Regions from separate parts of the Homo sapiens genome. Here region 1 is linked to region 2. Evidence: chromatin loops called from intact Hi-C (ENCODE). Cell type or tissue: HepG2. All regions are shown on one strand. Links, peaks and the distances in the headings refer to the core of each region. The heading gives the core; the rest is flanking DNA. Region 1 overlaps PRH1-PRR4 (PRH1-PRR4 readthrough). Region 2 overlaps LOC107987435 (a long non-coding RNA gene).

The links. Peaks named below come from ENCODE experiments on the same cell type or tissue, not always from the same donor. Only the 100,000 strongest peaks of a DNase experiment are listed, where the experiment ranks them.
Region 1: a loop joins it to region 2, with 19 times the contacts of the local background. A loop is called at or near these places in 11 of 110 quality-filtered maps.

What each region holds. Positions count from the first base shown.
Region 1 is chr12:10,858,614-10,875,392 of GRCh38, forward strand. All of the region lies in intron 7 of PRH1-PRR4 (PRH1-PRR4 readthrough), which reads right to left. Among named protein-coding and RNA genes, the nearest start is that of PRH1, 17 kb to the right of the region's middle. In HepG2, for the core only: a CTCF peak has its summit at 8,956; no DNase peak of the experiment used is centred there.
Region 2 is chr12:11,190,272-11,207,050 of GRCh38, forward strand. All of the region lies in intron 1 of LOC107987435 (a long non-coding RNA gene), which reads left to right. It also overlaps the pseudogene LOC100420583. Among named protein-coding and RNA genes, the nearest start is that of TAS2R42, 12 kb to the left of the region's middle. In HepG2, for the core only: a CTCF peak has its summit at 9,535 (motif pointing left); a DNase peak (open chromatin) is centred at 9,530.

The DNA of each region.
Region 1 (16,779 bases), core at 5,324-13,323, 330 kb before region 2:
GGTGGGGGCGGTGGGTACATGACCTACTGAAACATCAGCTGGGGTGGCTAAAGCAGTACTTGGGCCATCCCTCCCTCAACCCCCAGCTACACAGCTTATGGCTCCAAAAGAGACCACTTCCTTCCACATGAGGAGAGGAGAAGGAAGAGTGAGGAGGACTTTGTCTGGCATCTTGGATACCAGCTTAGCCTCAGTAGGATAGAGCTCTGGTCAGAGTCATGAAGCCCTGATTTCAGACTCTAGCTCCCAGATGACATTTCTAGACACACACTGGGCTGGAAGGAAACCTACTGCATTGAAAGGAAGAGCCAAGTAATGAAAGAACCAATCACCTGCTGATTAAAGAGCACTTGGGCCTTGAATAACAAGCGGTGATATCCAGGTAGTATGCTGTGGGCCTTGAGTGAGACTCTGAGATGTGCTGGTTTCCAGTGAGACCCAACACATTCCTAGCTGTGGTGGGTATGGTCAGAGATTCCTCCTGCCTGAGAAAAGCAGAGAGAAAAAGTAAAGGGGACTTTGTCTTGAACCTTAGGTACCAGGTCAGCCACAGAGAAGTATAACACCAAGTGGGCTCTTGAGGTCCCCAATTCCAGGCCCTGGCTCTTGGACAGCATTTATGGACCTGCTCTGGTCCAGACGGGGAGCCCACCACTATAAAAGGTGAGTCCTAGATCTGGCAGCATTATTCACCACAGGCTGAATGAAGAGCCCTTGGTCCTTAAGTGAGCATCAGTGGTAGCCTGAGAATATTCCCATAGGCTTGTGGTGATGGTGGCCAGGGGGCAAGGTGCCTGCATATGAAAAGGGAAGATTAGAATGGGAAGAATTGCATCTACTGGTTTGAGTGCCAGCTTAACAGCAGTACAATAGAACACAAGGTAAATTTCCAAAGTTTTGGACTCTGGTCCGTGGCTCCTGGACAGCATTTTTGGACCTGCCTGGAGCTAAGGGATCTTGCTGCTATGAAGAGAAGCACATAAGCCTATCCGTAAGCCCCAAAGCAGTACTAAGAAGGAAGATTATTGCTATATGTGCCTACATCAAAAAATAAAAAAACTTCACATAAACAATCTAATGATGCATCTTAAAGAACTAGAAAAGCAAGAGCAAACCAAACCCGAAATTAGTAGAAAAAAGAAATAAAGACTAGAGCATAAATAAATGAAATTAAAATTAAAAAATACAACAGAAGAATGAAACAAAAAGTTTGTTTTTTGAGAAGATGAACAAAATTGACAAACCTTTTGACAGACTAACCAGGAAAACAAGAGAGAAAACCCAAATAAATAAAATTAGAGATGAAAAAGGAGATATTACAACCTACACCACAGAAATTCAGGGGATTATTAGAGACTACTGTGAGCAACTATATGCTAATAAATTGAAGAAACTGATAAATTCCTAGACAAATGTAACCTGCCAAGATTGAACTATACAGAAATCCAAAAACCTGAATAGACAAATAACAAGTGATGAGATCAAAGCCATAATAAAAACTGTCCTAGCAAACAAAAGACCAGGACCTGATGACTTCAATGCTAAATTTTACCAAATATCTAAAGAAGAACTAATACTGATCCTTCTCAAACTATTCTGAAAAATAGAAAGGGAAGGAATACTTTCAAACTCATTTGGTGAGGTGAATATTACCCTAATATGAAAACTAGACAAAGACACATTAAAAAAAATACAGGCCAATATTTTGGATGAACATTGATACAAAAATTCTCAACAAAATGCTAGCAAACAGAATGCAACAGCCCATTAAAAATACAATTCATCATTACTATGTGGCATTTATCCCATGGATGCAAGAATAATTCAACATGTGCAAACCAATGAATGTTGATAAATCATATAAACAGAAGGAAGGACAAAACTAATATGCATTGCAATAGATAATGAAAATCATTTGATAAAATTCAACATTCCATCATGATAAAAATCATCAAAAACTGGGCATAGAAGGAAAATGCATCAACATTATTAAAACCATATATGACAGACCCACACCTAATATCATACTGAATGGGGAAAAACTGAAAGCTTTCCTCTAAGATCTGGAACATGACAAGGATGCTCACTGTCATCATTGTTATTCAGCATAGTACTGGAAGTTCTAACTACAGCAATCAGATGAAAGAAAAGAGAACGGAAGGGAAGGGAAGGGAAGGGAAGGGAAAGGGAGGGAAGGGGAGGGAAGGGGAGGGGAGGGCAGGGGAGGGCAGGGGAGGGGAGGGGAGGGGAGGGGAGGGGAGGGGAGGGAAAAGAAAAGAGAGCATCCAAAATGGAAAGGAAGGAGTCAAATTATCTTTGTTTGCAGATGATGAAACTTTATGTTTGGAAAAAAATAAAGACTCCACAAAAATGTATTAGAACTGATAGAAACATTCAGTAAAATTTCAGGATACAAAATCAACATACAAAATTCAGTAACATTTTTATATGCCCACAGGGAACAGTCTGAAAAAGATCAAGAAAGTATTCTTATTTACAATAGCTACAAGTAAGATAAAATACCTAGGAATTAACCAAAGAAGTGAAAGATGAAAAGTATAAAAGTATAAAACATTGGTGCAAGAAATTGAAGATAACACACTAAAATGGAAAGACATTCTATGTTCACGGATTGGAAGAATCAGTTTTGTTAAAATGTCCATACTACCCAAAGCACTCTGCAGATTCAATGCAATCCCTATCAAAGTATCAATGACATTCTTCACAGAAACAGAAAATACAATTCTAAAATTCATATGGTACCACAAAAGACTCAGAATAGCCAAAGCTGTCCTAAGCAAAAAGAACAAATTTGGAGGAATCACATTACCTGACTTTAAATTGTCTTAAATACTACAGAACTATGGTAACCAAAATGGCATGACACTGGCATAGAAACAGACATGTTTGGACTGTGAGCCTGGCCTCTATGAACCATCGTTTCAGCTCCTGATTGGTCCAGAGCCAAGGCCCTGGGCCAAGCTGAGTCACAAGTTCTCCAAGACAGCCCATGGACTAAGTGCATTCCTTCCCCTTCCCAGTCCATAAACACCCTGGACCCCAGCCTCATAGAGGGCAATCCATTTGGGTCCCTCTTTCCGCTGGCAGAGAGCTTTCTTCTTTTGTTTGTTAAACTTATGCTTTAACCTCACATTGTGTCTGTGCTTCTCAATCATCTTGGACGTAGGACAAAGAACTTCAGATATTATCTCAGACAATAAGAGACTGCTATCTGGGTCCGTTGGCAAAACTACAACATTACAACAAGAAAACTTTGGGGAAACTCTCCAGAACACCATAGTGGGCAAAGATTTCTTGAGTAATACCTCACAAGCACTGGCAACTAAAGCAAAATTAAAATTAAAAAAAAACTTCAAAGATAAAAATTATTAAAAAGAGAAAAGCATCCAGTCATATGTAAGGGAACTATCACCAGATCAAAAGAGAATTTATCAACAGAAAGTTTATAGGCTAGGAGAGAATAGTATGGAATATTCAAAGTTCTGGAAGAAACACTTTCAGTCATACATACTATACTCAGAAATGTTATCCTTCATAAATAAAGAGGAAATAAAATCTTTCACAGATAAGCAAAAGCTTTAGACTAACCTTACAACAAGTGCTCAAGGGAGTTCTACATCTAGAAGCAAACAGATGATAATCACTATTTTGAAAATACATAAATACTCACTGTTAGAGAAGACACACAAAGAATAAAGAGAATCAAGCCTTATTATTTCAGAAAACTAAAAGAAATGATAAACAATAAGAGAGGAAGAAAGGAAGAAAGGGACATATAAAACAACCAGGAAACAATGAGCAATATAGAAAAACCAAAACCTCACATGTGAATAATAACCCTGAGGTAAACAAATTAAATTCCCCATTTAAAAGATATATAAGTCATATAAAAGGGAACCTCCATTAGATTAACAACGAATTTGTCAGAAGAAACCTTACAGGCCAGGAGAGAATGAGATGACATATTCAAAGTATTGAAACAAAAAAAATCTTATCAGCCAAGAATACTATTTCCAGCAAAGCTATTCTTCAAAAATGAAGTAGAAATAATGGCGTTCCTAAACAAGAAAAACTGGAAATTCATCACTACTACACTGGTCCTACAAGAAATCCTGAAGGAAATTCTATACTTTAAAGCAAAAAGACAATATGGTCCATCACAAAAACACACACAAGTATAAAACTCACTGGTAAACCAAATACACAAATGAAAAAGAGAAAGGATTCAAATTTTACCACTACATAAAATCAACAAATGACAATTATAAACAATAAAAAATATAGAAAGGTAAAAGGACATATGAAATAACCAGAAAACAATTAATAAAATGACAAGAATAAATCCTCCGGTAGTAATAAGCTTGATGGTAAATGAACTAAAATTTTCAGTTTAAAGATATAGACTGGCTTAATGGATTTTAAAAAGCGTGACACAAGTATATGCTGCCAATAATAAAGTAAATTTCTCTGTAAAGACACATGGACTTAAAGTGAAGGGATGAAAAATGATATTCTATGCAAATAGAAACAAAAAGTGAGAAGTACTATACTTGTATCAGATAAAACAGATTTTAATTTTTAATTTGCAAACAGCAAAAAGACACAAAAAAGGTCATCATGTAAGATAAAGGGATCAATTCAGCAAGAGGGATAATACAATTCTAAATATTCAAACAACACTGGAGCACCCAGATATATAAGGCAAATATTATTAGACATAAAGGGGGAGATAGATTCCAACAGAATAATAGTGAGGGACTTCAATGCCCCATTCTCAGCCTTAGACACATAATCCAGAGTGAAAATTAAGAAATAAACATTGGATTTTAACTGCACTTTAGACATGTCTCAAAAAAAAGTATACGAATGTCCAGTAGGTATATAAAAAATGCTCAACATCACTCATCATCAGGGAAATGCAAATTAAAAACACAATATCATCCTTCTCCAGTTAGAATGGGTATTATTAAAAAGAAAAAAAAAACAGATGCTGGTGAGGATTCAAGGAAAAACTCTTACATACCGTTGGTGGGAATGTAAATTAGTACAGTCACTATGGAAACAATATGGAGATTTCTCAAAATAACTAAAAATGGAATGACCATATGATCCAGCAATTTCACTTCTGGCTATTTATCCAAAGAAACAGAAATGAGGACATCAAAGGGATACCTATATTCAAATGTTGACTGCAGCACTATTCACCATAGCAAAGATATGGAATCAACCTAAGTGTCCGTCAGTGGACAAATGGATTAAAAAAAAACAGTGGTATATATACACAATGTAATACTATTCAGCCATAAAAAAAGAATAAAATCATGTAATTTGTAGCAACATGGATGGAACTGGAGGGCATTATGTTAAGGGAAATAAGCCAGGCACAGAAAAACAAACAGTGCATGTTCTCACTTATGTTGATCACACAGAGGTAGAGAATAGAATAATGGCTACAAGAGATGGACCAGTGTTTGTGAGGCAGGAGGACAAGTATGAAGAGAGGTTCATTAATGGGTTCAAACATACAGTTAGAAGGAATAAATTCAAATATTTGATAACAGATTAGGGTGACTATGTTTAACAATATTTCAAAATAGCTAGAAGAAAGGACTTGAACAGTTCCCCAAACATAGAAATGATAAATACTCAAGATGACAGATACCCTAACTTGATCATTATACATTCTATATGCTTATAACAAAATATCATGTGTCCCATAAATATGTACAAACATTATGTATCAATTTTTAAAAATCAGGATTGATAGCTTTACTGCTGAATTCTACCAGACATTTAAAGAGGAATTGATACTAATTATCCTGAAACAATTCCAGATATTGCAGAGGAAGTAATACTTCCAAACGCATTTTACAAAGCCAGCATTACCCTGATTCCAAAACCAAAGATACAACAAATAAAAAAGCCACAAGCCAACATCCCTGATGAATATCAATGCAAAAATTCAACAAGATTTTAGCAAAGTGAACGCAGCAGCACATGAAAACGATCATTCACTATGATCAAGTGGGTTTTATTCAACATATACAAATCAATAAATGTGATGCACCCTATTAACAAAATGAAGGACAAAGGCCATATGATCATCTCTATAGACACAGAGAAAGTATTTTATAAAATTCAATATCCCTGCATAAGAAAAGCTCACAAGAAATTAGACACACAAGATATGTACCTCAACACAAAAAGGCCATATATGACAAACCCACAAGTAACATCATGCAGAATAAGGAAAGGTGAAAGATTTCCTCTAAGATTAGGATAAAGATAAGGATGTTCACTTTCATCACTCCTATTCAACATAGTATTAAAAGTATTAGCTAGATATACTAGGCAAGAGATAGAAACTAAACAAATTGAAATTGAATAGAAGGAAGTCAATTGTTCATCTTTTCGGATGACATGATCTTATTTATAGAAAACTCTAAAGACTTCAACAAAAAACTGTTAGAATAAATCTGGTAAAGTTGCAGAATAGAAAATCAATGTACAAAAATTAGTAGCATTTCTGTATGCTAATGGTGAACTATATGAAAAATAATTCAGAAAACAATTTCATTTACAATAACCAAAAAAGAATAAAATACTTAGGAATAAACTTAACCAAGGAGATAAAAGATCTCTAATACTGCAAACTATGAAACATTGATAAAAGAAATTGAAAAAGATGCAAATAAATGAAAAGATACTCTATGTTTATGGATTGGAACAATTAATATTGTGGAAGTGGCCATACTAATCAAAATGATCTTCAGATTTAATGCAATCCCAAACAAAATACCAATCAGCATACTTCACAGAAATAAAAAAAGCACACACATATTTTCCGTCTTTGAGTAATGTATGCTCTGAAAGGGGAAAAAGGCATTGAGATACAAAAGCACATTATAAGATAGAAAGCTCTATGTGCCATTTCCTGTCATTTACCTTGATATTAGATCCAGGAAACTCTCTCTATTTTTAGGCCAAATTATTAGCAAACTTAATTGCCCTTCGCCATGTAATTTAACATAAAACACAGGTTCTGGGAATTAAGATGTAAACATCTTTGTGAGGCCTATATTTTCCTCCTGCAGAGAGAACAGGTAATCTTACATCTCTCAAATTTGTTTCAGTTGTGTATGGAGACAGCTATCCCTGATTTGGTAATGTTTAAACTAGACTTTTGCAAAAGGATATGTATGAGTTTATATAAAATTTGATAGTATTGCATGTATTTATACTGTGCAATATGTATATGCAATAGTTTAAGTGACAAAACTAAGTGGTACAAATTTACCTTGAGGTTGGCTGCATTTGTAAGTTGGGGCAGTCACTTCTTTGGAGTGTTGTGCAGACTTGGGAATGAGAAGCTGTAGATTTCATTCTAACTCTGCCACTTACAGCAGGACAACCACTTGCAAAGCCCAGCTTTCTCTATTAAAATAAGACCCTAAATCTTCCCAACACCAATAATGAAGATGACATTCTCAGATCAGGAAAATGAAGGGTTCTTCAGAAGGATCATCACTGTGTCAGGGGCAGCAACTGGAGATCTGAACAAAATAGCTACCTGGGCATCCAATCCCTCTACTGTGAAATGCATGATTCTCCAGACCTTTTCCAACACGCATAGAGCTTTCTGATCGTTTTAGTGCCTACTCTTAAGTATGAATTGAATCAAAGGTTGACCAGACAATTGAAGAAATTCTCCATCAAATGAGACTCAAAGAATCAGAACAAAGTGTAATTCTGAAGGAAAAGAGGTAAGATAAACAGCAGAAGAAACGTTTACAAGACTATAATTAATATATTCTGATATAACCATAAAACATAAAAGGATGCTATCAAATAGAAGATTGACCAGAGAACACAAAAGAATATGAGCAATTGTAAATTAAATTGATAAGTTCAATAAAATGTAAAGTTAAGGAAATCCCCTATGAGGTAGGGCAAAAAGGCAAAGATATGGTCCATAATGTGAAGACAATTAAAAAATTCACCCAACATGAATTTTAGAAAAAGAAAACAGAGTATATATTGGGAAAGACATTATCAATTAAATACTGCCATACATTACCCAGAACTTATGGATAATTCTCTCCATAATGAAAAAAGCCATTGATTATCTAAAAGACCAGATTTAACATTTTCAGGCCCCAGTGCAGGAAGACAAATGGAGGCTCACATACTCTATCTCTGAATAACCATACATTATAAAGTAAAATCGACCCTAGGTTCAGGTTAGGTTTCCATCCAAGTCCTGAAGCCTGTCCCTTGGAGACTGCCCTTCTAACCTGGCCTAGAGACAGAAGAATCATGTGTTTCCCTGCACCAACACTGACTGATCCTGCAAGCTGAGAGGTGGGAAAATACGGAGTGGCAGGGCTGTCTGCTGGAGCAGTGGGCAGGAGCTGAGATGAGGCCCAGCACTGACCTGGCCAAGAGACAGAAGAATCATGTGTTTCCCTGCACCAACCCTGACTGATCCTGCAAGCTGAGAGGTGGGAAAGTATGGAGAGCCTCTAATGAGTTTTCAGTTCAGCAAATCTAGTTACCAGTCCCCAGATTTCTGTTTGATTTTTCAAAATTATTTCAATCTCTGTTAAAATTCTCTGATAAATCAATAAATTGCTTTCCTATGCTATCTTGCAGATATCTGATTTCCTTAAAATTGTTATTTTGAATTCTTGATCAGAGAGCTAACCAACTGTCATGTCATTGGGGTCAGTAACTAGTTTGGTACCTTTGTCCTTTTGGGAAGGCCATGGCTCTTTGCTTGCTGTTGTTTCCTGTGGGTATACTTCTATGTCTTTCCATAGAAGGGTTATTAATTAATTCCAGTTTTTCAGGTCTGGGTTGTGTTTGTTGTTATTGAGTCTATTTGCTTGGCAAATCCTCACTGCTGGGCTGTTGCCTCCCTTTTGACTCTAGGTGGTGTCTCAACCTCACTTTTACCTTGTCTTTAGTAAACGGTTGGAGTATTAACTGTCCGAAATGGGAAATGTCCCAAAGGAATTACCCTGGAAGTATGAGAAACTTGGCTAGGGGTTATGGTCTGGTGACCTAAGGAATGTACCTCCTAAAGCATGGTGCTATTGAACATCTACCCTGATTTGGCTTCTCCTTTGGCCAAGTTATGAACAGTGTCCAGAACTGGAGATGATCTTCCCTCCTCCCTATTTTGTCTCTTGCTCTCTTCAGGAATATTCCTCCCTGAGGACAGAGAATATTCATCTTCCCTAAGGGAGTCATAATGCATCTCATGGGCTAAGGAAGAACAAGTTTCTTGCCAGGGAATCCAAGGTGGTAAATAATCTGTTTGAGAACATCAATTTCACTTTATTCACTCTAAAATCCATGAATTGGGGGAGATTCTCTGCATGTGTGGTGCCAGGAAGAATAGGAAGGAGGGACATCATGGAGGTGGAAGTCCCATCTCCTACTGTCTTCTTGATGATTTTCCACTTCTCTTTGGCCCTGAGAACCATCTCATTTTCATACTTGAGCTATGTATTTTTCCTGACATAGATCTCAAAGCTCTATATTTGTTTTTGGTATTCTGTTTGTTGGGGTAGTAAGTCAGCTTGCCTCTACAGCAACACTTTGGAACTAGTGGGTAGCTATTTTGTTGAGACAACCATATGCTATCTCTGAAACCACACTGACCCTTCAGAAAATTCCTCCCTCTTCCTGACCTGCAAGAATAATAATCACTGCCGACACTTTGGAGCTGGTCTGGGTTCATCCCATTCCATCCAGCACTGCTGGCACCCATGTACTTCTCTGATGGGTCTGAGGACAAACCTACACAGCCTGTGCCAAGACCATTGCCAGTACGTACCTGCATGTGACACCTTGGATTCTTAGGACTGGCCTACATAGGCCATTGCCATCACCATTACCACCAGCACATTCAACCTGGAAGCCTGAGGGTTGTCTTGCTACTGCTATTGCTATCACCCATGCCAGGCACATTGCACAAAGTCTCAAGAACCACTCACTCACCAGGCCCACCACTGCAACTTCCAGCACCACAGGAAACTCCCTGGAGGTACAATAATTTACCCAACTGAAACTGTGGATATTGGTGTCAATGTTTGTTGTCTGGAGGCTCAAAGACCGGCATGCTCATTCCACTGCTGCCACTAACATGTGTTGCAGACTGGCCCATCTAGTACCCCTGTTCCCATCAAAACCTCACAAAAACTTTTACTAACAACCTCAGTCTTAGCAACTGAGGAAATCACAGACCACTGATCCCGACTAGAGACAAAGAAACCATACAGATATTATGCTAGTGTATACACCCAGAATCAAAGCTAAAGTGCTGTATGCAACCAACACTACAGATATATCTATAGAAAAAATAGTGTTCCCCTATGAAAGCCAATCAAGAAGAGGCTGTTACTCCAGACGTGCATATACTAATATAGGGACTCAATAAACATGAAGATGCTAGAAAACATGACACCCCTACAGGACCACAATTATTCTTCAGCAGGAGATTGCAACAAAAATAAAATCTATGAACTTCTAAAAAATTCATAAATATGATATCATAGAAGCTTAGTTAAATATAATAGAGCAAAGATAATCAATACAAAAATCTGAAAAAAATCAGAATATGAATAAGAAATTCACCAGATACCTAGATGTCATGAGAAAGACCAAACAGATATCTTGGTAGTAAAGAATTCAATGAATAAAGTAAAAAAAAAAAAATATTTTCAAAAGCTTCAACGATAGACTAGGTAAGGCAGAAGAAAAAAATTCACCACTTGAGGACTAGATTTCTGAAATAAACCAGATAGAAAATATAATAAATCATCTAAATAAAGCCAGTATTCAATATAACATACCATGTAGTTACCAAAGGTTTGATTCTGAGTATTCCAGAATACTCAAGAAGAAGAGATGGGCAGAGGCATGACAAAAATTTTAAACTAAGCACATGTACCCTAAAACTTAAAGTATAATAATAATAAAATAAAATAAAAAAAGAAAAAAAAATAATAGCTGAAAATTTGTCAAGTCAAGTCTAGCAAGAGATTTAGACATTCAAATAGAGGACCTCAATGATACTCAAATTGACACAACCCCAGAAGTCCTTCTCCAAGGCATACAGTGGTCAAACTGTCAAAAGCCAAAAGTCGTTAATTCTAAAAACAGTAAGATAAAAGCATCGAGTCATGATAATGGAACCCTCATCAGATTAACAGTGATTTTCACTGTATAAACTGTGAAAGAGAGATAAAATCATATATTTAAAGTGTTCAAAGAAAAAAAATCTGCCAGCCAAGAGCACTATCTTCAGCACAGGCGAACTTCAAAATGAAGTAACAATAAAGTTTTTCCCTGAAAAGCAAAAACAGAGAATTCATCACCACAATGACTGCCCCACAAGATATGCTTAAGGGAATTCTGCTCCTGAAAGCAAAAGTACAATATCTACCGTCATGAAAACACAAAAAATTTAAAATACTCCCTAGTACAGCAGACAAATGAAGACTTGAAATGATTTAAATTTTACTATTATAGAAAAATACTAAACCACAATAATAAAAAGTGAGAGAAAAAGAAACAAAGTATATGTAAAACAAACAAAAACAAATAACAAAATGAAGTAATTTCTCACATATGAATAATAATCTTGATTGAAAATTGATTAAATTCTCCACTTGAAAGACATAGACTGGCTGAGTGAATTTTTAAAAAATATCCTAACTATATGCTGCTTACAAGAAACTGACTTCACCTAATAAGACACATATAGACTGAAAATGAAGGGATAGAAGAAAATATCCCATGTAAACAGAAACAAAAACAAGTCGAAATAGGTATATTAACATCAGATAAAATAGACTCTATGTCAAAAACAGTAATGAGAGAAAAAGAAGGTTATTATTTAAGAATAGAAAGATCAATTTAGCATGAGGATATAACAAAACTAAATATATTCCCCCAACACTAGAGTATACCTAGATACATAAAGCTATCATTATGACATCTAAAAGGATAAATAGATTCCAATACAATAGTAGTGTAAACTTTAACACCTGACTCTCAGCATTAAACAGATTATTTAGACAGAAAATCTACAAAGAAATATTGGACTTAATCTTAAGAATAAGGGGACCCAATATACATTATAGACATTTTTATTTAACAGTGGCAAAACATACCATTTTTCTTATTAGCCTGTGGAAGATTTTCTAATACAGACCGTATGTTAGGCCACAAAACAAGTCTCAGTACATTTTGAAAAAGCAGTATACTTTATTTTCATATACCACAATGGATAAAACTAAAAATCAATATTAAGAGGAACTTTGGAAATTGTAAGAATACATGGAAATTAAACAACATGCTCCTGAGCAACCACTGGTTCAATGAAGAAATTTAGAAGAAAATTAAAATGTTTTTGAAATATGACAATGTAAACACAACATACAGCACAAATAGTGCTAAGAGGGGAGATGCTCTGAATAAATTCTTTCATCCAAAAGTAGAGAGATTTCAATTAAACAACCCAGTGATCCACCTGAGGGAACTAGAAAACTAAAAACAAACTGAACCCCAAATTAGTGAAAGGAAAAATATAGTAAAAATAAGAGCAGAACCAAACAACTAGAAACTAAAAAAAAACAAACCCAAACTCAATGTAATGAAAAGTTGGTTTATTGAAACAATAAATAAAATTCCTAAGTGTCTAGCTAGGCTATACTATATATGTGTGTGTATATATATATATACACACACACACACGTATATATATATATGCTATACTATATATATAGTATAGATATTGTGTATCTATACATATATAAAAATATATATATAGACAGAAAAAACTGAATGAAACAAAATCAGAAACTAAAAAGAAGATATTACAACTTATATCATAGAAATACAACTGTATATTTTGGACAATAATACACTAATGAAACCGTATGTTTTGAACAAGTATACACTATAATTGAACACCATGGAAAAAGATTAATTCCCTGACATATACAACTCACACAAAATGAGCCAGGAAAGAAGGGTAAACCTGAACAGACTAATAATGAGTAAAGAAATAGAATCAGTAATAAAAACGAAATCTCCCAACAAAGCAAAGTCCAGGCCTAGATGGTTTCACTGATGAATTCTACCAAACTTATAAGGAAAAAGGAAAAGCATTCCTCATCAAACAATTCCAACAAATTCAGAGAAGAGAATACTTCCTAACTAATTTTACAATGCCAGGAATACCCCAATGCTAAAAACATACACGAACACAACAACAATAACTATAACAAAAATTAGAGGTCAGTATTTCTGATGAACACAGACACAAAAATCCTCAAGAAAATGTTAGCAAACCAAATCTAAGAACACATCAGAAAGATAATTAGCAATAATCAAGTGGTATTTATCCCAGGGATGCAAGAATGGTTCAGCATACATGAATCGATAAATGTGGTACATCACATTAACAGAATAAAGACAAAACCAAATAAGCATATGAATAGATGTAGGAAAAAGCATTTGATAAAAGTTAGCATCCATTTATGATAAAAGTTCCCAACGAACTACACAAAGAAGGAATATACCTCTATATAATGTAACCACATGTGACGAACTCACACCTAACATACAGAATGGGGAAAACTGAAAGCCATTTCTCTAAAAACTGAAATAAGACACCACTCAGTCAACATTTTACTTTATGTCATGTCCTAGCGAGAAGAATCAGGCAAGCAAAAAAAATAAAAGCCATCCAAATTGGAAAAGAGGAAGTTAAATTGTTCCTGTTTGCAGACGACATAGTCTTATATTAGGAAAAACACACTGGGGCCTTTCAGAGGGTAGAGGGTGGAAGGAGAAAGAGGATCAAGAAAAATAACTAATGGTACTAGGCTTGATACCTGGGTGATGAAATAATCTGTACGACAAACCCCCATGACACAAGTTTACCTATGTGACAAACATACAGTTGTACGTCTGAACTTAGAATAAAAGTTAAAAAAATTGTTAACATAAAAAAAGAAAAATCTAAACTCCACCAAAAAAATTTAGGACTATTCAATAACATTGCAGGATAAAATATCAATATGCAAAAATTAGTAGCATTTCTATATACTAGCAATAACCCAGCAGGAATGAAAAATCAGCTATGAAATTCCCTTTACAAAGCTATAAAAAATTAATTACTCAGTAATACATTTAAGCAAGCAGACTGATGTTTACCAGCTATATGACTGAAAATGTCAGGCAATCATATTGAGCTTTTGTTTTTTCATCTGAAGAGTAAACATAATGCAAGGAATTATTAAAGGGCTACCATAGGAATAAAAGAGCTAATGGTATAAAACATTATTAGTATTATTAGTATTGCATAGTATCTATGCAATAGTGTAAGTCAGAAACTGAAATGGCAGAAATCTACTTTTAATAACCATTTACATTTAATGTAATTATTGGTATTTTTGAGCCATTTTTGTTTTTCATATTTATACTACTTTTGATTGTTTTTCTTTTTCCTGATCTATGGATTCCTTGAAAATGTTTTTTGATTCCATTTTAGTTGATCTGTAAATTTTTTGCGTGACTCTCTGTACAGCATTGTTAGTGGTTGCTCCGTGTTACATTATGCATACATAGCTTTTCACAGCCTAGTGCTGTGCACATTTTACCCTATTCAGTAAAATATGGAAACCTTGCTTTCCTGTCTTTTTAACTGCTCCCCCTTTCCCACTGTTTGTAACAGAATCATATTAAATATATGTCTATGTGCATTTAGTGCCACAGTAAATTTTGTCATTTTTGCTTTGACATAAATTTATTGTCTTCCAGGTTTGCAGCTCAGAAATCTGAACTGGGTCTCACTGCGTTAAATCCATGTCTCAAGGCTGAGTTCCTTCCTGGAGTCTCTAGAAGAAAAGCTCATTATCTTGCCACATTCCTTGGCCCTCTTCCATCTTTAAAGCTAGCAATGGCCAGTTGAGCCATTTGAAACTCATGCAGAAAACGTGAGAAGAAAGATATTTTGTGTTTACCTACTTTGTATTTCCAATTTTTGTTTTTGGCTTGTTGTCATTGTTGTTGTTGTTGCTCATTCTTGTTGTTGTTGCTCATTCTTGATGTTCCAGAAAAATCCTATTCTATTTTTTCCTTTATGATTAGTGACCTTCATAGAACCATTTTATAAGATAGGTCTGTTGGAAAGAAATTCTCTTAGATTTTTTTTTCTGTCTTCTAAGAATGCCTGTATTTTCTCTTTATTGATGAGTAGTTATATTGGACATAAACATCTGGTTGACATTTTTTTTCTTTCAGCACTTTGAATATTTTAGCTACATCCTATTGGTTATTCTGCTCTCTGGTAATAACACCACTGTTACTCACATTGTGTTTTCCCTATAGCTATGGTGTCATTTGTTTCTTGCTGCTTTCAAAACATTTTTTTTAGTTTTTAGAAATTTGACTACAGTGTTGCTTGCATGGATTTTCTTGGGTATATTCTGGTTGGCAGTTGCTCATCTTCTTGCATCTGTAGGTTTATGCCCATTGCAAGTTTGGAGAATTTTCAGCCATTATGTCTTTGAGTTCTCTCTCAATAGCATCCTCATTGTTCTTCCCTTCTGAAGCTCAGATTTTATCATTATCACATTATTTGTTATAACCTTTCTTGTTCATAACAGTATTTAAAATTTTACCCTGTGTTCGAGTATACAGTTTCTATTAATCCAGCCTCAAGAATACTGACTCTTTCCTCCATCATTTCCTTTCTGTTAGTGATCACACCAAATAATATTTTATTTAATTTTTTACACTACATATCTCAGTATCAAAATTTCTATGTCATTATATTATATAGTTTCTTTTTTCTGCTGGGAATTTTTTTTCCATTTAAATTGAGAGTGTACACATTGACCTCATAATGGATGTTTGTAACACCTGCTTCAGTGAGATTGAAAATCTCACCGTTTTAATATCCAGATTGTTTCAAGGTTATCATCTCTTGATTATTTAACTCCTTGAGAATTGGTCGATTGTTTCTGATTTTATAAAGTATGTTGAGTAATTTTCTATTTTATCCCACACACAGGACTTTCTCTGTTTACAGTACACAATAAGTTCAATGAAGGAAGTTTTGGACATTGGAGGGTAGAGGCCTTCTTGCTTAATTGAGATCCACTCACTGGTTCAGATAGCAGGGGATTTTGTCCCACTAACATTTTTCTACTTGGAGCTTCTGCCTGGATGATCCTTTATGGCTCTTACGAGATAAAACTATAAGTATATTTAACATCATAGCATACATAGTGTGCACTGAAGGGGTCCCAAAAAATTCCTATTCACAAAGTCTTTTTTAGTTTTCTTTTGTGCATCATTTGCTCAAATCTCAATTGAATTTGAGGACTTCATTTTCCTTTCTTCCCTACAGTAACAACACAGTTTAACACCTGCTTAATTAGAGTCTATTACAGTACCCGGGTAGGCCTGCTGTCTTCTGACTGGGGATTTATAGAAAGTGGATAATACGGCTGAGGTAAAATCAACGACTACAGGCCTGGCGAAATGGCTCATGCCTGTAATCCAACTACTTTCAAGGGCAGAAGTGGGAGAATTCCTTGACACAAGGAATTTGAGATATGCTTGGGCAACATAGTAAGACCCAGTCTTTATAAAAAAATTACAAAAGGATCCTGGCTCGGTGGTTTGCACCTGTAGACTCAGCTATTTGGGAGGGTGAGCTGGGAGTATAGATTG
Region 2 (16,779 bases), core at 5,744-13,743:
TGTCCACTTGTTCAACTATATCTCTTTTGAAATACCTGAATAATTTTAGAAATGAACCAAGAAATTAGTTGAGAAGAAACCAAATAATATCTAAGGGAGAAATCATATACAACTTCAGGGATTATCTTAGTTTGTTTGTACTGCTGTAACAGACTATCACAAACTGGGTAATTTATAAGAAAAGAAACTGATTTCTCACAGTTTGAGAGGATGGGAAGTTCAATATCAATGTGTTAGCCTCTGGCAGAGGCCTTCTTGCTGCATCATCCCATGGCAGAACGTCAAAGAGAGGGAGACAGAGACAGAGTAAACTCACACTTTTAAAAGAAACCAACTCATGTGATAAACCCACTCCTGTGATAACAGCATGGATCCATCCATGAGGGTAATGCCCTCACGACCTAACACCTTTTAAAGGTCCCACCTCCCAATACCTCCAGGTCTCCAACAAGTGAACTTTGTGGGACACATTCAAATCATAGCATTTCACCCCTGGGCCCCCAAAGGTATGTCCTTCACACATGCAAAATTCATTTCCTCCCTTCCAGTAGCCCCCACATTGTAACTCATTCTAGCACCAACTTAAAAATCCAAACTCCAGAGTCTCATCCAAGTCAGATATGGATAAGACTCAAGGCACAATTCATCCTGAGGCAAATTCTCCAGCCATGAGCCTGTGGAATCAAAACAAGTTACCCACTTCCGAAATTCAGTGGTGGGACAGACATATGAAAGACATTTCCATTCCTGGGAAAAATAGGCAAGAAAAGAGGGGCAATTGGCCTTAAGTAAGTCCAAAACCCAGCAGGGCAAACCATATTAAATCCTAAGGGTTGAGAATAATCTTTGACTCCATGTCCCACCTTCTAGACCCACTGGGTCAGGGATTGGGCCCCCAATTTCCCAGGCAGCCTCACCTCCACAGCTTTGCTTGTCTCAGTTCACTCCTGAGCAGCTCTCACAGGTTGGAGTTTTGTGCCTATAGATCTCCCAGACTGGTTTTGTGAGGCAGCACAGGGCAGTGAATGCTGAGGTCTTTCAGGCACCTCTCTGGAAGCTTTGACCTTAAGGTCCTAACTTGCGTAACTTCTGGTCCTAACTCCATGATCTCGGAAATATCTTCCAGGTCATTCTCCCTTTGTCTTATGAATAGAACTTGGCTTCCTTCTAGCCAGATTAATATTTTCAGCAAATGACCACTTGGCCAAACCCTTCTTATTCTCTCTCGAACATGCTTTTTTATTCTTTATATGGCCAGGCTGAGAGTTCTCCAAATTTTTCTATTAGTCTTCACTTTTCATTATAAATTCCATCTTTAAATCATTTCTCTCTCCTCAACATTTTACTATATGTGCTTGAAAGAAGCCATGGAGCCCACTGAATGTTTTGCTGCTGAGATGTCTCTTCCATCAGATATCGTAGTTCACCTCTCTTAAATTCTGCCTTCCATAAAGCCAAAGGGCATGAACAGAATTCTGCCAAGTTTTTTTGCCACTTCATAACAAGGATGATCCTTACTCCAGTTTCCAATAAGACATTTCTCTTTTCCACCTGAGACCTCATCAGAATGGCGTTTACTCTCTATATGTCTACCAACATTCTCATCAGGACCATAAAAGTAATCTCTAAGAAGTTGCAGACTTTCCCTACAGTTATCCTCGCCTGAGACCTCAGTGGAATCACTCTTAATACAAAATTTGTGGCAATCTAGGCTTTTTCTAGCCTGCTCCTCCCATACCAATTTCCTGTCTTAGCCTGCTTTGTGCTGCTCTAACAAAATACCACAAACTGGGAAAATTATAAAGAAAGAAATTTATTCCTCAATTCTGGAGTCTGGGAAGTCCAATATAAAGGTGCCAGCATGTGGTAAGGGATTTCTTACTGTGTCATCTTATGGGAGAAGGGCAAAAAGAGAGAGAGAGAACGAGAATGGGGCTTAACTTGTCCTTGTATAAGGAATCAGCTCCTGTAATAACAAACCCACTACTCAATAATTGTGTTAAGCCATTTATGAGGGTTGTGCCTTCATGACCTAAACACTTCTTAAAGTTTCCACCTCCAAAAACCTCCACACTGGGGATCAAGCTTCTAACACATGAACTTTGGGGGACATATTCAAACCATAGCAGCCATGTATTTTACTAATTATAAAAAACAATAGTAACAACAACAATAATAAAAGGTATCATTTCTAGAACTCTTACTATATGCCTGGCTCTGGATAAAATGATTGACTTGCATTTGTGCATATATTAACTTAAGAAAATGCATGACAACCAATGAGCATATGAAAAGAAGCTCAATATCCCTGATCATTCAAGAAAAATTAATCAAAACCACAATGAGATATCATTGCACACCAGTCAGAATGACTATTATTAAAAAGTCGAAAAATAACAAATGCCAGTGAGGTTGTGGAGAAAAAGAAGTGCTTATACCCTATTGGTGGGAATGTAAAGTAGTTCAGCCATTGTGGAAGAAAATGTGGCAGTTCCTCAAAGATCTAAAGCCAGAACTACCATTCGACCCAGCAATCCCATTACTGGGTATATACCCAGAGGAATATAAATCATTCTGTTATAAAGACACATACATGCAAATGTTCATTGCAGTACTGTTCATAATAGCAAAGACATGGAATCAACCCAAATGCCCATCAATGATAGACTGGTAAGGAAAATGTGGTACATATACACCATGAAATACTATGCAGCCATAAAAAAGAATAAGATCATGTCCTTTTCAGGGATACGGATGGAGCTGGAGGCCATTATCTTTAGCAAACTAATACAGAAACTGAAAACCAAATACTGCCTGTTCTCACTTATAAGTGGGAGCTAAATTATGAGAACACGTGGACTCATAGAGGGGAACACCACACACTGAAGCCTCTTGGAGGGTGGAGGGTGGGAGGATGAAGAGGATCAGAAAAATAACTATTAGGTACTAGGCTTAATTCCTGGGTGATAAAATAATCTGTACAACAAACCCCCACAACACAAGCTTACTTATGAAACAAATCTGTGTTTGTACCCCTGAACTTAAAACGTGATTTCTGGGTGTGTCTGTGATGCTGTCTGAAAGAGATTAGCATTTAAATTGGTTGACTGAGAAAAGAAGATCATCCTCAACAATGTAGGTGGGTTTCCATTCATCTCTGGCCCTACTGCTGGGTCTGAGGACCATTCTTGGGACAGATGTAATTTAAAGCTGACACAGTGTTAAATGGTTGCATGAGAACCAGGTCTTGGGTGCTTTGGACTCAGATCTTCATCATCTCTTGGGGGAGCATAGTAGAGCTAGATATCAGAGTTCCATTCTACTGATTTTTTTTTTAACATCAATCATGTTATATCTAGTGAACATGGCTCCTTCCACCTCCATCTGCTTCTGTTCATGAGAACCAAACTAACTTTTCTCTGGTCTCTCTCTAAGGGTATGTGTTAGGGTGTGAGGGCAAGTGATTGTCTCCATTGATTTATTTCTTGTTATTTCATAGGCATAAGGAAGGGGGATCTAATTACTATTGGCTCAAGGAGCCATATTTAAGAAAGCAAACATTGGTTTTCTAAGTGAGTCATACAACTTGCATATAGTTAATTTTAGTTAATTTTTAAAAATTGAGGCAACTCATACCTGTTATTGAAATCCAACTATTTTCAATGAATACCAAGGTACTGTAGAAGAAAATTCCAGTTATATAGGATAATATCTGCTTTACTTTTTCTCATCCTAACAAGTTTTGATAATTATAAATGAAATTTAAATTCTGTTTTACTGTGAATCAAGAGTATAAAATTCTACTCTGGGCCTAGGTGATAAACAAAAGCTTTATTAGCACTTATTTGGAAAATTCAGATAGGGCAAGGTCTCTTTAAAATAATATTGGCGTCTGTTATTGAGCACTCAGCATGTGCAAAGCACAGTGCCAGGCATTTTTATACATTGTGCCATTTAACTAGCACAACAAAACTTCAAAGTGGTGGCATTACAGCCATTTAGAAGATTAAAAAGTTTTCAGTCCTTTAATTAAACGTAACAGTTTTGTAATGGCTACAATGTGAAAGAATGAAGCTAATAATTGTGTGCTGTTGTCATCTGAAATGCAACTGGACACTGTCACTAATTTTCTTATATATATCCACTCTTCCGTGATTTATTTGCTGTGTGTATGAATGTAATATGGCCCAGAAAAGAACCATGGCTCTCTGTTTTTATCTAAATTTCCTTTTCTTTTCTTTATATATTTTGAGAAATATATTTTTATTTAACTATTTAAAAATGAATCATCATTTTTCAGAAGCTAAAATACACAGATGGGTACAAACATCTGTGAGATGTTTTGAGATAGGGTCTTGCCCTGTCACCAAGGCTGGAGTGCAGTGGCACAACCATGGCTCAGTCCAGCCTCAGCTGCCTGGGCTCAAACAATCCTCCTCCTCCTGAGTACCTAGGATTTTAGGTACGCACCACCATGCCCAGCTATTTTCTTCTATGTTTTGTAGAAACAGAGTCTTGCTATGTTGCCTAGACTGGTCTGAAAGTCCTGATCTCAAACAATCCTCCCGCCTCAGCCTCCTAAAGTGCTGGGATTACAGGCATAAGCCACTATGTGCAGCTAACTAGATGGATTTTTATATCAAATTTGGAGAGTATATTTGGTATGGTTTGCCTTAATATATAGACACATATTTTGCAAATATCCATATAACTGTTCATGGCAGTTGTTCATTTACTTATTAGTTTGTCTGATATTAAAACTTTCAGTCTTCTGTTATTTTTGTGTGCTTGTATGTGATACTTATATCCCTATCTCTTTTTTTTGTTGTTATAAATAGTTTATCGTTGGATTTGACTTCTTCATACAAATCCAGCTACAGACCACTTATGGGAGAGATGTAATGGAATTAAACCATTTGTAGTACTGATTAGTACATTTGATCTTATGATTGATATTTTATTTTTGTCTTTTCTTGTTTATTTTGCTTTCGATTTATTTTCTTTCCTGACTTTGCTGAGCTGACCAAGACTTTATACTGCCTTTTCTTGTCACTCCAGTGGTTAAAAAAAAAAAAGTTCTTACCCGTATTTCTAATCTACTAGTAGTTATCATTGAAGTGTTTATAAAGCGAATTAAATTCATAATTTTCAGTAAACATAGCAAATTTAACAAGATTGATTATAATACTCCTGCTCCAAGAGGACCTCATTTATTATAAAATTATTTTCTCCCAGAGCTCTTCCTAGCTCTTAGATTTTGTTGAAAACATCTAGAATTTACTTCCAAACTACTGCTGATGGTTCTTTACATTATTAGTCATATAATTCATTTACTTATATTTTTAAATAAAATTCAAAACCACATAAACAAAAATTGTTTAAACAAGTAAAAGTTTTGCTGGTTTGAGTGCTCACTCACCACTGCTGCTTATTTGCCATGCTGTGCCTTTTATTGGTTGTTTTATCTTGACTTGGCTCAATTTTTTTCAGGAAAGATGCAAGTGTCGCAGTATTTCTGAGCCATGGCATTGTCCATAAATGACTTGATTTTACCCTCACACTTCAATGATAAAATGGCTGAACATATAAGATTTACACTTGTTTCTCTTCAGAAATCTGTGAATACTACTTTATTACCTTCTAACTGGAGAAAGGAAACCTTTGTTTCTGCTTGTTGCCCATAGGTTAAAAGCTGCCTATGGTTATCTGAAATACAGTTCTGACAATTCTTTGAAAATTCACTGGTGCTCAAAGACAAAAACAAATAAGGTGAAAGTTTTTAAGTCTGTATATGGAGTTAAGGATTTCCTCTTTTTGCTACTTTGAAGCATTTTTAAATTGACACGGCAATCTTTAAAGGGCTTTTCTAACCTTGTTGTTTTCCATAATCAGGATAAATGAGTGACTTAATGGATAGGTAGGCACCTAGTGCCACTATTTTCCTCTTGCATAGAAAGTAGCTGATGGATGAAAGGGAAGTTCCCAAACTGTAGAGAAGGTGGAAGAAGAAAGCAATCATAATGTTCATGGCTCTCACATAGGCCTCTGTCCTGGGTCTCTGGAGCCAGTCGCCTATCACTACAGCTGTACAGTGTTTCCCCTTAGGGAGATAACAAACAAGGAACATTAGATAGGAGAAATGGTAAAGTGAATAGACAACTCCAGGTTAATGAGCATCTGGTCAACAGGAAGGTGGGCTTCATTCACACCGACCTTCCAATAGGAGTTTCTGTTATATTTTATATCAACATTGATCCAGAAATAATTTGATCTTAATCATTGAAATGATGGATATGTAGAAAAACAAGAAGATCATTAAGAATGTAAAAACAGCCCTGCTAATCCTCCACTTCAGCCAGAGGAAAATTGCATGGTGGAAAAGTGCTACTTTAAGCAAATAAAAAATACTGAGATATGAGGCTAACCAGATACCTAACTGCTTTGAAACTAATCTGAGAATGTCAAATATTGTTATAATTTTAATTAGGTTATGATTAACGGCATCTATATTTGGATAGTCATTATAAGTACATCTAATAGCAACACCCGAGCAAAAGTGTTCTGCATATGGCCAAGCTTGAGAGGATGAAATCCATCAAACAAATCTGGTTCTCAGCCCAGTCAATTAAGTTTGCCAATTAAATCCATCCAGTCCATGAATATTTTTTTTCTTTATTTGAGACAGAGTCTCACTCTATCACCTAGTCTGGAGTGCAGTGGCACAATCTCAGCTCACAGCAACCTCTGCCTCCTGGGTTCAAACGATTCTCCTGCCTCAGCGTCCCAAATAGCAGGGATTACAGGCCTGCGCCACCATGCCCACTAATTTTTGTATTCTTAGTAGAGACGGGTTTTCACCATGTTGGCGAAAACTCCTGACCTCAAGTGTTCCTCCCACCTCAGCCTCCCAAAGTGCTGGGATTACAGGCATGAGCCACTGCACCCGGCCAGTCCCTGAAATTCTTATTGTGAATTCCACCATGGTTACAGTCGTAGAGATACTTTACACTGCCTTTGTCATAGCTCCAGAAAGAACGCCCCACTTGAATTTGCAATGTAAGTTCTGAATAATCAAACATCGATTCACCAATCGTTTATTGTAGTTAATACATACATCTGTTATTTGGTATTCATAAATGTCTCCTACCCATCACTCTTATCTCTGAATCCTCAATCAGGAAGTACTCCTGTCCCTAAAATTCGACATAGTTTTCAACCCAAGTTCTACATATGATCTTCCAATATGCCCTTAGATTGTGATTTCCACATTAGATTGTGACTAAAATATGTTTCTCTTTACTAAAGATGCAAATTGAAGACAAGTAGTTTTCTAAATTTTGCATGCCCCATCTCCAAATGATGTAGATGTCTCAAGATGATTTACTGAGTCTTTAGCAGTAGTCTAATACAAAGACTATGCATCGAACTTCTAATGTTAGAAATATAAATGAATAAACTGAATAATTTTTATCACCATCAGTAAGGAATATGCAACAGACTAAGAGTCCTTTGGAAATGATTTATGAATTGGAGCAGTGTAATATTTATTATGTAGTGAGTTATGCAGATAAATATTTTTCAATGTTTACCTGGGTTCAAGAAAAAAGACATCAATTTTTAAATATAGACTGAACCCCTGCCATACCATGTGCTGTATTAGGCACAGTTTAAAGTCTCATATAAAGAGGATCATATCCGATAATAGCTGTAGGCAAACTTAGGTGGCAAAAGATGTCTTCTATGCCCTGTACATGTTGCATAACAAAAGAGAAGGAGATAGGAACCGTCTTCTCTCAATAAGAGAAGTATTCTATCACTGACTTGCAAATCTGTCATAATAATAAAAAGTAGACTAACTTTTCATTGATTGCATTACAGTTTTAAGTCCTTTATAAGCAATATGCTTCTTTATCATTTGTGCTTGAGACAAACAGCTTTTATCTCTATTCACCCTAATATCTGATGCCCCATTTACCTTATACCTGCCATATTATTAAAATTTTGTTTCTACCTTTCATTCTACATTAAGGCCACAGCAGTATATAGAGTAGTCATTAGGATTGTTGCTGTAAGATAATTGCATGATCTAAGCTAATTTCAGATACATTACATCTCTCACAGTAATAAAAATACAAACAAGAGTTGACGTTTATTGAACTCTGTGAGCAAAACACTGTTCAATCACTCTACATGTCTTATTTCATTTAATCCTCACAATAGTCCTAGTAATAGGTATCATCATTGTCTCCATCTTACACATAAGGGAACTGAGATACAGAGTTTCAGGAAATGGATATATATGCATGGAATTCCAGGAAATCTTTAAAGGTATCTCTTAAAATTACCATAATGATAAAACAAATATGTAATACTATATTAACTTTGGAAATTAAACATAACAGTTAATCATATAATGGGAAAGGAAATAATTTTTGCCAACCAAGCCAATCCAACAAGATCAAGAAAACTAGTGTTACTAAGTGCAGTTGCTCATGCCTGTGATCCCAGTGCTTTGGGAGGCCAAGGCAGGAGGACTGCTTGGAGCCAGGAGTCCAAGACCAGCCTGGCCAACACAGTGAGAACCCATCTATAACAAATTTTAAAAATTAGCCAGACATGGTGGCATGCTGTATTCATCCACTCTCACACTGCTATAAAGAAATTCCTGAGACTGAATAATTTATAAAGAAAAGAGGTTAAATTGCCTTATGGTTCCTCAGACTGTACAGGAAGCATGGCTGGGGAGGCCTCAGGAAACTTACAGTCATGGCAGAAGGCAAAGGGGCAGCAGGCACATCTTACATATCCAGAGCAGGAGGAAGAGAAAGAAGGGGAAGATGCCACACACTTTTAAACAACCAGATCTCATGAGAACTCTATCACAAGAACAGCACCAAAAGGAGAAATCTGCCCCCATCATCACTGCCATCACCAGCTGGGATAGTGGCGGCCCAAGCCACCATCATGTCTCACCTAGATTATTGTAGAAGCTTCCCTACTGGCCTCCTGCTGCTGAGCTAGCCCCTACAGAGTGGTCCCATTCATATGCAGGTCATATCATGTCAGCACCCTGCCCAAAACCCTCCAAGTGGTTCCTTGTATCACTCAGAGTGAAATCCAAAGCTCTCATTGCTGTTTGCAAGATCCAGCATGATCTGTCCACCACCCTCTACCTCAGCCCCCATCTGACCTCCTCACCAAGCACTCTCCCCTTCACCCACCCCTCCCCTGCCCCACTGCACTCCATGCTGTTTCCCAAGCATTCAGGGCCCCTCCAGCCTCAGGGCCTTGGAGGGATCTTCCCTCTGACTGAAATCCATATAGTCCCAATCTCAGTGACTCTCCAAACCCAAGGTCTGGAGAGCTGGATTCAGAAACAAGATAGCAGTATACAAAACTAAGAAGGCTGTCATAGCAGATTGTTTTTGGCTGAGTCTGCAGAGAGACCAGCTGGTGTGAAGCTCTGTGAGGACTGCAGAGAACAAAAATCAATAGGTAATCGCTTCTTGTAGCAATTCAGAATAACAAGTTGTGGGTCAGGAGTGCCACCTACTGACAATATTTTTAAGTTGCAGAAAAGGATTTTAGGAAAATTAAACTTTCCAAGGATGAATCTATAAAGCTAAATAAGTGACAAGATAAACTACCTCAAGTATTAAGAAGCCATAAGACAATTTCTCGTTTAAAACTATAATTGGAGCCAGGTACGGTGGCTCATGCCTGTAATCCCAGCACTTTGGGAGGCCGAAGCAGGAGGAGCACTTGAGGCCAGGAGTTCAAGACCAGCCTGGCCAACATGGAGAAACCCCATCTCTACAAAAAATACAAAAATTAGCTGGGTGTGCTGACACATGCCTGTAATCCCAGCTACTCAGGAGGCTGAGTCACAAAAATCTCTTGAATCCAGGAGGCATAGGTTGCATTGAGCTGAGGTTGCACCACTGAGCTCCAGCCTGGGTGACAGAGCAAGACTCTGTCTCAAAAAAATGAAAAACAAAAACAAAACAGACAAAAAAAGCAACAACAACAACAACAAACCCTATAATTTAGAAGCAACCTCTGATACAGTTTTTCTTAAACTCCAGCAAATATATTTATAAAGCCACAATAAAAGCACAAATCACAAGCATCTTGAACATCAACAATAGCTTGGACATATTGAAAAAAGATCTAGGAGTGAGTTTCATTGATTATGAGGAAAATTGGTTTTAAAATGTAATTTATTATAAACCTAGTTTTATCTCATTAAATAAACACTATTTGAAAAGCGGCAGAGCCATATTATTAATTCAGGCTGTTTTTAAACAAATATTTACTGAGCAAAGTGTTGGGATCTGTTACAGTTGCTGGTGGCCTCACAAGACACAAGTCAGACCAGGTCCCTGTGAAGGTGAAGTTTCTATCCTCCTTGATGAATGCATAAAATAAACAACCAAAGAAATAAAGTAAAAGTAAACTTTCAGATATGTATAAGGGCTTTGAAGGAAACAAAGCAGAATGCCTGGACGTACTAATTCTAAAGGCCAGAGGACTTTTTGTTTAGGGCAGTTGGAAAAAGCCTATTTGAAGAGAGAATGTATCAATTAACAGTTACAGCATAACAAACCACATCAAAACTCAGTGGCTTAAAACAACAAGCATGTATGACCGTTCTCACAGTTGATTCTGTGGGCTGGCTGGGCCCTTCCCCTCTAGGCCGGCTCAGTTGGGACTGTATGACCTTGAGTAGCCCCACTCACAGCTCTGAGGCCCAGCCAGGATAGCTGGAGATCCGTGGGCTCTCTCCATAAATGACAGCAGAAGAGTTCCCAGCAGCAAGACTGGAGGATGGGCTTATGGTAAGGGGAGATGAGTGGGAAGTCACAGACATTAATGGTGAATAATTTACACTTTTCATCTTTACATGATTAAAAAAATCAGTTAAACTACTGAACACATGGAACATGGATTTACTTATTTGATCAGTGTGTTAGTTTTTTTATTGCTGCTGAAACAACTTACTACATATTTACTGTCTTAAAACAATACAAATTTACTGGAAAGACGTCCTGTGTTCATGGGCTGGAAGATTTAATATTGTTAAAATGTCAGTACTACTTAAAGCAATCTAAAAATTCAAAATCCCACAACGTTTTTGCAGAAATAGAAAAATCTCAACTAAAATTTATATGGACATTCAAGGTACACAAAATAATCAAAGTAGGCAAAATAATCTTCATAAAGAACAAAGACACTCTCCAAGAAGATATACAAATGTCCAATAAACACATAAAAAGATGCTCAACATCACTAGTCATTAAGGAAATGCAACTCCACGGTAAGATACCACTTCATACCCATTAGGATGGCTTTATCAAAAGAAAGAAAAAAAGAAAAGAAAAAGAAGAGAAGGGAAGAGAAAAGAAAAGAAAAAAGAGAGAAAAGAAGGAAGGAAAGGAAGGAAGGAAGGAAGGAAAGAAGGAAAGAAGGGAGGGAGGGAGGGTGGAGGGAGGGAGAGAGGGGAAATAAGTGAGAGTGGCAGGAGGCAGCCAAATGCCTAGGCAGATAGGAGTGGGTACCCAGTGAAACCCCACCTCCAAGCAGAAGACAGTTTAAAGCCTGAAAGCCAAGCTACAAGCTGAATTTCAGATGGGATTGATAACTTGTCTTCCTGTTTGGTTCACTTTCCTCTGATTGATCCTCACCTTTCACCTGTTTTACATACACCTACCCTTTCCTAATTGGTTTTCTACACTGTTGTGCCCACTTATGAGTGGTGTCCTTGCTTTAACCATTTTGGCATACTCACAAACCAATCAGCGTGCACTCCCCATTCTGAATCCATAAAAAGCCCTGGACCCAGCCACGTGGGGGACTTCCCACCATCGGGTAGGGGAACCCCCACCCCAGCATCCCCTCTTTGCTGAGAGCTTTCCTTTTGCTTAATAATTTCTACTTCACTCACTCTCCAGTGTCTGTGTGCCTACTTCCTGGTTGTGAGACAAGAACTTGGACCTAGCTAAGCTAAGGAGCAGAAAAACTGCAACAGAAGGAAAGAGGGAAGGAAGGAAGGAAGGAAGGAAGGAAGGAAGGAAGGAAGGAAGGAAGGAAGGAAAGAAGGAAGGAAGGAGTATTGGCAAGCATGGAGACAAATTGGAACCTTTGTACATTGTTTGTGGGAATGTAAACAGCAAATGGTGCAGCTGTTGTGGAAAATGGTGTGATGGGTTCTCCAAAACTGAAACACAGAATTCCCATACAATCTAGTAATTCTACTTCTAGATATATACTCAAAAGAAATGAAAACAAGGACTTAGATATTTGCACACCCATGTTCATAGCAGCATTATTCACAATACCAAAAGGCAGAAACAACCCAAGTGTCCATTGACAAATGAATATATACACAAAATGTGGTATAAACATGGAATGGAATATACCCAGTCTTAAAAAGGAAGAACATTCTGACACATGCTACAACACAGATGGACCTTGAGGACATTACACTAAGAGAAATAAGCCAGGCACAAATATGATGCCACTTATATGAGGCACTTACAATAGTCAAATTTGTAGAGACAGAAAGTAGAATGGTGGTTGCCAGGGGATATAAAAGGAGGAAATATCATATCATAATATCATATAGAATTCTGGATTACATAAGTTCATCTCTTTGGGATATAACTAGGCAGAATCACTGATTCCATTTGCTAATTGCTAAGTAGTTTACCTCCAAGTGTTGCAATGATTTCCAAACATCCAAACATTGCTACTGGTTGAATCACTGAGGAACTTGCTAAAAATACAGATTATAGGGTCTAAACTATGATCTCATAAATCAGAATCTCTACAGTTAGGGCTTAAGAATTTTATTTTGTTTAAGATACCCCCAATCTTTATTCTGATGTAGCTGGTCCAGTAAGATTGACATTTCTTAATCAACACATTAGGCATCCCAGTAACAAAATACAACAATAACTTTGTGCATTAAGTTGGAAACCATGACAAAATTTTCATTTTAATATGATGGTTTTTCAGAATGAATGATTTCAGGATCTTTGCCAAAGTCTCATGCTTCTGTTTCCAAAAAGCCCCAGCAAATGTTTACCTCAACCCATTAAGTAGGCTAAGTGCCAATTAATAAATAGAGATGAAAGTGGCATGTGAAAAACCAAAACTTTATGGATAGGCACTGAGAATCTTCCTCTGTGGAGGACAAAGAAGATATTATTCTTCTAGGTCATTATAAACAGGCTAGATGGCCCTTAACCATATAAAAAGACATTTGAATTCACTTATAAGAGAAAAGCAAATTAAAACTGTGCCTCATTTGTCACGTTGGCAAAAAGTTCTAAAAGCTTGTCAACCTATTTTGTTAGTGAAATAAGAAATAAAAACATTCATTGCTGGTGTTTGCAAATCAGTATAATGCTTTTAGAGATGTTAAAAAACAAAATTTCAACAAACTGATTTCAAAGATTTAATTGGCTTTTATTATCAATTATGAATTGGGCTGCATTCCATCTATAAAACAGAAAAATGCTCCATGGGCATAGCAGAACGATTAATATGTGTAAGGGAGTTTGAGCAGAAACAAGGAAATAGCATAATACAACAAAGTGGATTGGTTAACTTAGGGTTACTTTCCTTGAAAGGGTTAAAACAAGGGGTACTTTCATATCATGCCAGCCTAGGTTTACTGGGACCTTTTTAACTGGTTACTGTGAATCTCCTGTTTTTTGTTTTTTTGGGGATTTTTTTTTTTTGGAAAATTTGGCCTGATGGGAGATTTTCCTGTTTTTTAAAGTTTCAGTTTGACTACATGGCTCTTGTCAAGAGTGACTCCATTTTGGTTTGTCCTGTTGGGGGCTAGTGCAGGAATTCAACCCAAAACAATGACCTACCATACATTTTATTTAACAGAAGGAAAATGAGTAATATTTAACAAAACTGCATGTGTGTTTATTTTTGATCCAGCATTTCTTCATCTAGGAATTTATTCTAAACATGTACCACTAACAAAGAAATAAGCATGGACAAACTTACTCATTACAGCATTGTTTGTACTCACAAAATATTGGAAACAACCTAATTGCCCATACATAGGAGAGTGGTTAAATTAACTATGGTATGTCTACGTAAGGAAGTACTAAGCAGCTATAAAAAAGAATGAGGATGATCTCTATGAACTGATGTGGAACGTTCTCTAGGGTACATTGTAAAGTAGAAAAAGCAAAGGGGAAATGCATATACGCCACCATTTTTGTAAAAAAAAAAAAAAAGAAGGGACATAAGAATATATCCATAAATATGCTTATTTTTGCATAAAGAAATACATGAGAGCTGGTCAGGCATGGTAGCTCACTCCTGTAATTCCAGCACTTTGGGAGGCCAAGGCTGGCAGATCACAAGGTCAGGAGATCTAGATCAGCCTGGCCAATATGGTAAAACCCCATCTCTACTAAAAATACAAAAATTAGCCAGGTGTGATGCTGTGTGCCTGTAGTCCCAGCTACTCAGGAGTCTGAGGCAGAAGAATCACTTCAACCCAGGAAGCAGAGGTTGCAGTGAGCCAAGAGTATACCACCACATTCCAGCCTGGGCAACAGAGTAAGATTCTGTCAAAAAAAGAAAAAAGGAAAAGAAAGGAAAAAGAAATACAGGAGAGCTAAAATAGATATTAATAAGATTGGTTACCTACAGGAAGTGGGTGGGAATGGAATTTAAGGGATTGAGGATTGGGAGAGTACACGATTTTACATAGTTTTGATTTGGGGGTACCATGTTAATGTTTCATGTACTCAAAAGTGCCTAAAATCAACAAGGATGGTAACATGAAATAAAGTAGAATTTTAAAACAAAAAAAAAACAAATAAACTTAAATATTGCAAATGAATAGCATAACCAAACTGAAAGAAAAAAGTAACTGACTTATCTTGCAACATAGTACTTGGACTATACTCCCCAAGTCTAAAGACAAAAAAAAAATACTAAATAAATATTAAGCTCTAGTTAATGTTATCCCCTACCCTCCAGTGATATGGATTAGCAATTCTAAAACTACTTTTTGATATTCTAAGGTGGGACAAATGTATACAGTCAGCCATGCATTTCTGTGGGTTTGTTTTTCTTTTTTAACCTTCACCAGTTTATTATAAAGGATATTACTAAGGATACAGTTGAAGAGATGCATTAATGGGGGAAGGAGCCTGAAGCTTCCACGCCCTCCCTGTGCATACTGCCCTCCTGGCAGCTCTCCAAGCCTGTCTTCTTGTGTTTTTGTGGAGGTTACATAGGCATGATTGATTAAACCATTGGCCATTGGTGATCAACTTGACCTTCAGCCCTTCTCCCCTCCCTGGAGGTTGGGGGATGGGGCTGAAGGTCTCAACCCTCTAATATTGTCTTTGGTCATTCTGGTGACCAGCCTCACTCTGAAGTTATCAGTCAATATAAGTATAAAAAAAAGCAAGCACTTTGGAGAGTACAAGGATTTTAGGAGTTGTATGTTAGGAAACTGGGGAGGAAGACCAAATGCATATTTCACAGTATCACATCCTCACATCTGCCAAACCTAATTGAACATCTGAGGATTTTGGTATCCACAGGGGTCATGGAACCAATCCACTGTGGACACTGAGGGATGACTGTAAATATATTAAGCATAATGGAAGCCAAGTTTCTTGAAGGGAACTGTAAATGTAGAAAGGGCAAGAGTAGCATGTGGTCTTGAATTGGAATTGAAGAATATTAGTCTGTTCTCACACTGCTATAAAGAACTGCCCAAGACTGGGTAAACTATAAAGGAGAGAGGTTTAATTGACGCACAGTTCTGCAGGACTGGGAGACCTCAGAAAACTTACAATCGTGGTGGGAGGGGAAGCAAACACTTCCTTCTTCACATGGATCTCATGAGAACTTCAGATCTCATGAGAACTTACTCACTATCACAAGATTTGCATGGGGGGAACTGCCCCCATGAGTCAATTACTTCCCATCAGTTCCCTCCCAAGACTTATGAGGATTATGGGAACTAAAATTCAAGATGAGATTTGGGTGGGTTTGGCTCAAGATGAGCCAGACCATATCATGAAGTTATCAGTATGAATTCAGTTTTTAATAGAGAAGGAAAAAAAAAAAATATATATATATATATATATATTTTATGTGTTTCCTAGCTCTGTCTGCCTAAAAGAAAGAATATCACAGTTAATAATGAGCACCTTTACCTCCCAGATACTGTTTTCGAAATAGCATTCTGCACTCTAAATAGATCCCAAAGGATCTAGGGATCCCTGGAAAAATAGCTGATTTCAGGCCTATGGCAGTAAAAGCACAAGCTAATTCTTGATTCTTTTTTGGGATGCAAAATAAGGATATACTATAAAAAAAAAAAAAAAAAGACTCAGGAGCCAGCTTGAAGCTCTCCCATTGGCCAAATGCAGGATAATTTGAACATTAATAGTATGAATATGTCATAATACCAATGAACTATAGAATTCCATAATTACATAGAATTCTAATAATTATAGAATTAATTTTCTCCAAATAAAATATGAAGCTAAAAATGCAAACTGGAATAAATGATTAAAGGAAATCTACTTTATAAAGCCAATTATTGAATGTTGAAGAAATGATACAGTTAAAAAATAACTGTTTCTTACAACTATCATAGTAATTAATAATTTGCTTAAACAAGAATCATCAATGGATGCTAAAATTAATAGGTGAAATTTTAATGCTAAGCAGAGTATTTGCATAGTCTCAAAGTTTTTCCCTACAAATTACTTTTAATTATAA